2 separate regions of the Homo sapiens genome follow, and region 1 is linked to region 2. The links are chromatin loops, found by intact Hi-C in ENCODE. Cell type or tissue: mammary epithelial cell. All regions are shown on one strand. Links, peaks and the distances in the headings refer to the core of each region. The heading gives the core; the rest is flanking DNA.

Region 1 (2,910 bases), core at 306-2,805, 83 kb before region 2:
AAAAACGTCTGTACATGTTCAGTACAGACCCAACCACCCATTTTTTTCCCGAAATATTTTTGTTCCGAGGTTGGTTGAATCCACAGATGTAGAACCACGGATAGGAAGGCTGACTGTACTTATTTCTTTGTGATTTGCTTCTTTCTAAAAGTGAAGTGCTAAAAAGGTTCCACTTGACTGAGCCTCAGCGGATCGTGGCACTGTTGCACGTGTGTCTAAATGGTGTTTGGTACCTTTGTTTTCCTTAACCTGATGAACAAGGACACTGACTCTCATGGCTGATGGGGAGCTAAAGTTATCTGTAAAAACATTGCCTATCTTAGCTTTCCATTATTTCGGTATTGCAGTCATTGTCCAGGTGCTAAAAACTTACCAATTTAATTTTTTTTTTTTTTTTTGAGAGGGAGTCTCACTGTTGCCCAGGCTGGAGCCAGTGGCACTATCTTGGTTCACCACAACCTCTACCTCCCAGGTTCAAGCGATTCTCCTGCCTCAGCCTCCTGAGTAGCTGGGATTACAGGTGTGCACCACCATGCCTGGCTAATTTTGTATTTTTAGTAGAGACGAGATTTCACCATGTTGTCCAGGCTGGTCTCAAACTGCTGACCTCAGGTGATCTACTCGCCCCGGCCTCCCAAAATGCTGGGATTACAGGCATGAGCCACAGCACCTGTCCCCAATTTAATTTTTTTTTATGTAAAGTATTAGCATGATTCCAATATTAAAAAAAATGGACCAGAGGAGATTCTCTCTCCTGTCCTATCCTCAGCACCCAGTTCCCCTCCCCACAGGCCTCTCAGATGTTACATGCTGATAACTATGTACATGTATTCCTTAAATGTTTTTTTAAGTTTTATATTCTTGGCACTGGTCTTCAAATGTGTACATGTGTGCCAGGGAGCAAATGCCTTCTTGTTTCTGAAATTGGTCTTTTAGACTGTTCTTTTTTCCCATCTTCTCACCTCCTGCCCCTCCTTCAGGGTACTTCCGTGGCCAGAACCCCTCCAGGTCAGAGGCAGAAGAGAAGCCTCATGGGTCACAGCAGCAGATGTGGGCTGGAGATCTATTCATTTGGTTTTGGCTTGAATTTTCTGAATGGTTTACTTGATCTTGGGAAAGATATATCTTGCCAGGAAAAATGATAGGCCTTGACAATGTTGAATGATCCTGCACCACCTTGAAAGACATTTTCTAATATGGTTTGTCAGGCAAAGTGGTTAGTAGTCATTTGTGGCCTGAGGTAGAAGTCCTCAGAAATCAGCAGACTTCACTGATAAAATGCTGACTTGCCCCTGGACTGGGCTCTGTGAGAGTGGCCTTCTGCACTGTGCACAGTAGGTGTGAACACACCACACCTACAGGGACCACGTGGTGGGCTGTGGACTAGCGGCCAAGCTCCCTGCAGGCCCACTAATAGAATTCAGCTTTTAGCATGGGCTGTTTCATACTGTTCTGATGAAACTGATTTGGTTTCTTTCCTCCATACCCCTTCTGCATTTCAGTGTTTTTGTTTAGTTTTCCTGGTTTTTAATTATAACTACAAAATAAAATCTTTAGGCTATTCACCTTAGCTTAGTAAAAAAAAAAAAAATTAAAAATCTGGAATTTTAGAATTCTACTTTGAATAACTTGGACCAAATCTCATAAATTTCTTTGCAGATATTATAGAGATCCCTCTCATGTGTAAGTCATTGTTTTAAGAAGAATAGATAACCCAGAAGCATATCTGTGAATTAATTTGTATACAGTTTCATTAATTCTTTCCTTTAGAAAAGGAAGATTAAGCCAAAGAGGTTTCAAAAGTGCTGAAATAATACAGAAGCAAAGGAAGACCCAGGGCCTCTGTCTTTCTCAAAATAGCCACCAGGGGGAGGTCGGAGGCAGGCCTGCACTCCGCCGGGAAAGGAAGCGCGCCTCCTTTTTTTTTTTTTTTGGTGGAGGGACAGAGTCGCACTTTGTCACCAGGGTAGAGTGCAGTGGCGCAATCTCCGTTCACTGCAACCTCTGCTTCCCTGGTTCAAGCGATCCGCCCGCCTTGGCCTCCCAAAGTGCTGGGATTACAGGCGTGAGCCACCGCGCCCGGCCCCTTTTTTTTTTTTTTTTGGAGACTGAGTCTTGCCCTGTGCTCAGGCTGGAGTGCAATGGCGCGATCTGGGCTCACTGCAACCTCCGCCTCCCGGGTTCAAGCAATTCTCCTGCCTCAGCCTCCTGAGTAGCTGGGACTACAGGCGCACACCGCCATGCCCGGCTACATTTTTTTTTTTTTTTTTTTTTTGTATTTTAGTAGAGATGGGGTTTCACCGTGTTGCCCAGGCCGGTCTCGAACTCCTGAGCTCAGGCAGTCCGCCCGCCTCGGCCTCCCAAAGTGCTAGGATTACAGGCGCACCCGGTCAGCCTGCCTCCTTTCTTCGAGTGGATGGATTAAGTCATTGCAAGGCTGCTTTCCTGATTACATTCTGACCACTTTGAGTAGAAACTACTTTGCTTTTAAGATTGTTATTGCTTCTGTTTTCACTGTAATGTGTTTGATAGTGAAAGCGATCACCTGAGGGTAACCAAGTGGCTGTTTTTAGGAAGTGGAGAGACTGATTTTGGACCTCAGCTCAAGAACCTCAATAAGAAGCTCTTCACGGTGGTCGCCTGGGATCCTCGAGGCTATGGACATTCCAGGCCCCCAGATCGCGATTTCCCAGCAGACTTTTTTGAAAGGGATGCAAAAGATGCTGTTGATTTGATGAAGGTAGGTCTCTGAGGGAAGGGCCAGGGGAGGAAGGGTGGCTGGGCCTGTCTTCATTTATTTTGTTTAAATTTTGTTGTTATATTTTTCTACAAAATAATACCATGTGATTGCTATAGAAAACCCCAAGAGTTCAAATAGGTATAAAGAAGAAAGTAGAAATAGCCCACAGT
Region 2 (2,910 bases), core at 120-2,619:
GGCCAATGTGGTGAAATCCCATCTCTACTAAAAATGCAAAATTTAGCTGGGCGTGGTGGCACATGCTACTAGCTACTTGGGAGGCTGAGGCAGGAGAATCACTTGAACCCGGGAGGTGGAGGTTGCAGTGAGCTGAGATCACAACACTGCACTCCAGCCTGGGCGACAGAGCAAGACTCTGTGTCAAAGAAAAGAAAGATTTTTAGCAATTCAGTGACACGAAAGTGAAATGGTTGCAACAGCTGCCAAATTAGGGAAGATTAGCCCTTCCAAACATTAGGCGAAGCAAGATGGGACTCGTTTTAGAAGCTGCAAAGAGTTTGGATTCCCTTTTCATCTCATTATATCCACAGTTGAGAGAATTTCAGGGTGGGAGTGTATCTAAGGTTCCCCAGCACACTGCATTTCTAAGGGTACCGTGGTTCTCGGGAGACATCAGTGACCCTTCCTCCTGTCCTTCTCTTGCTTCCTTGGTATTCTCCTCACCCTTTCCTGATGGGCTGTTACTGATTCTGTCTCCATAGCTGAGCTGTAAAACATTGCATACCACGGATGACGCACATTTGCCCTGGATCCTTTTCCATCCCTCAGCAATCTGTGACCCAGCCCTTTGCCAGCTGCTTGGGAGCCAACACTAATGACTGGAAGCAGGTCGGGGCCATGAACCTCTGAGACGGGAAAACTTGCAGGCAAGAAGGAATTCCTACCAGGCAGCATAGCGCTTAGACCGAAATGCAGCTCCGCCAAAACTGGCTGATGGGGAAATGACTGAGACATTTCTCTATGTCTGAGAAACTTAAAGTTTTGTGGAGAAAGGAACTGACAGAATTTCTATGTAAAGTTGTCAGAACCAAGGGGGCTTAGGAAATCCACCTCGGTTCCGAGAAGACTCCCTGAACGGCGTGGTGGGGAGCTTTATCTTGAAAAGGATGAGTGATGGATGAGGTGGCAAGGGCAGGCTCGGAAGAGTGAGGTAGAGAGAGAGAGAGAGAGAGAGAGAGAGCAGGAGCCCAAGCTTGGGGGCTGGTCAGCAGGGAGCAGGGGAAGCTTTCAGGTACTGGGTAGGGCTAGAGGTAGGGTGACTGTCAATCAGGGTAGAAGTCTGCTTTCAGAGGGTATTCAGCATTGTATTAGGACACTTGCACTTTATACTTCAGGGAAATGAGAGTTTAAGAAGTGAAATAACAGGATCAGGTTTTCAATTCTGATAATCACCCTGGCTGCAGTACAAAGCATAGATTGGAATCTCTCTTCTTAGTGTAGTATCTGTCAATGGTGGGTGCTCAGTAAATATCTGTTGAACAAATGGTCAGTGAAGAAAGGAAAGGGAAAAAGATCCCTTTTAATAGGCTTAATGGGCCTGCAGCGAAAAGTGTCACCTATGAAACTCTCCAGACAGGTGGGGTGGGGGAATTTGACACAGATGCTGCTGCCCTGCTGCAGCTTTGTTTCATTCTGTTTTTAATTTACCGGGGCTGCAAGGGAAAGGGCGACTTCTGGGATCTCTGGAGCTAGGATGAGTCAAAGGCCTGCTGACGACATGCTAGAGCTCTGCTCCTCGCAGCACGATCAGGCAGCAGCGGCATCAGCTGGGAACTTGGTGGAAATGTAGAATCTCTGGCCCCGCCCTAGACCAACTAAGCCAGAATCTGCATTTAACTAGATCCCCAGGTGATGAGTAGGCACTTGAGGGTTAGAGGAGCCGGGTGTAGACTCAGAAGCTCCGCCCTGCAGATGAATCATCAGGAGAACCCGGAAGAAGTAGGAAGAGTGGGAGACCTGAGAAATCCGTATTTTCCCAGTCTCCTCTGCTTGAGACTGCAAGTGGGGCCACACTAATAGAAACCTATGGTTTTCTCCAAAAGCCCCAGCAATTTCATATGATTCAACCTAGTACTTTGGAGAGTCCCCAGAGTGTGACTCATGACTCCCCCTCACTCAGTTACCACATGGAATTCCCACTTTCCTGCTCTCTGACCTGGGCACCAGCCACGGCTCCCAAGGGTGCTTGCTTTACGGGGCACTCTGTCTAAGAGGTGAGAATTCTTCTGCACTGCCTTGAATGGCTTCAGCAATGACAACGATGATAACCAACAATGTCAAGAACTGCTATACACCAGGCACTGTTCTAGGTACTCTTTTGGATTTAACCTTATGAATCATAATGATCGTTACTATTTCACAGATGAAATTTCTATTTCACAGATAAAGAAACTAAAGCCCAGAGAGGTTAAGGAGCTTGCCAAGTCACAGGGCATGTGAGTGGAGTGACGCCTGCTTATCATTTGGGCCCCGGGGGCAGAGCTGCTTGATGCTCCAAGAATCACACAGAACCTTTAGCAAACGAGCTCTTTTTGTTTATTGCTGGGAGCATGAGCTATAAGCTAAAGAAACCACTCAGAGGAACTAGAGACTTATGAGTGGTTCTAAGATAAGTTAATGAGGTTAGGGCTGTGCTGCTGGGGGTGCATGTGTTCCCAGGAGCTGATGTGGCCCACTGAGTCCCTATAACCTCCAGCATAATCAGGCTCAGGCTGTAGCCCCTGCTGCTGGGGCAGACAGAGGAGTTCAGTGAAGGCTGGAACTGTCACAGGCAAGCAGCTCTGCCCGAGGAAACCTGAGCAGGATCAGGAGAAGCGGGATGAGGCCAGTGAGGAGCCCCAGACCAGGGCCACAGAGACCCCCAGGATCTACTGAAGGTGATGGAACACCCCAAAGACAATGCTGAATGTCTACATGAGGAAGTGTCTCCATCACCGGTGGCCCAGAGATAACTGAGGGAGCAATACAGGACCCGAAGGCCGAGGTCCATCCTTGGGCTATGTCCAGGAATGAGAGAAAGGAGGAGGCCCATGCCCAGAAGCGCCTTCACCCCAGGTCCGCTGTGGTCTCACGACTGAGACCCCCTGC

Evidence for each region. Peaks named below come from ENCODE experiments on the same cell type or tissue, not always from the same donor. Only the 100,000 strongest peaks of a DNase experiment are listed, where the experiment ranks them.
Region 1: it touches region 2 in a loop (15-fold over the local background); 17 of 110 quality-filtered maps call a loop at or near these places.

The regions. Positions count from the first base shown.
Region 1 is chr6:3,124,669-3,127,578 of GRCh38, forward strand. BPHL (biphenyl hydrolase like) reads left to right here. Exons shown (of 7, transcript NM_004332.4): 3 at 2,574-2,740. Among named protein-coding and RNA genes, the nearest start is that of BPHL, 7.4 kb to the left of the region's middle. In mammary epithelial cell, for the core only: a CTCF peak has its summit at 1,866 (motif pointing right); no DNase peak of the experiment used is centred there.
Region 2 is chr6:3,207,707-3,210,616 of GRCh38, forward strand. No RefSeq gene overlaps it. Among named protein-coding and RNA genes, the nearest start is that of LINC02525, 13 kb to the left of the region's middle. RefSeq lists enhancers at 1,342-2,541, 1,489-1,783, 1,784-1,873. In mammary epithelial cell, for the core only: a CTCF peak has its summit at 1,575; DNase peaks (open chromatin) are centred at 575 and 1,645; H3K27ac peaks cover 2,179 bases.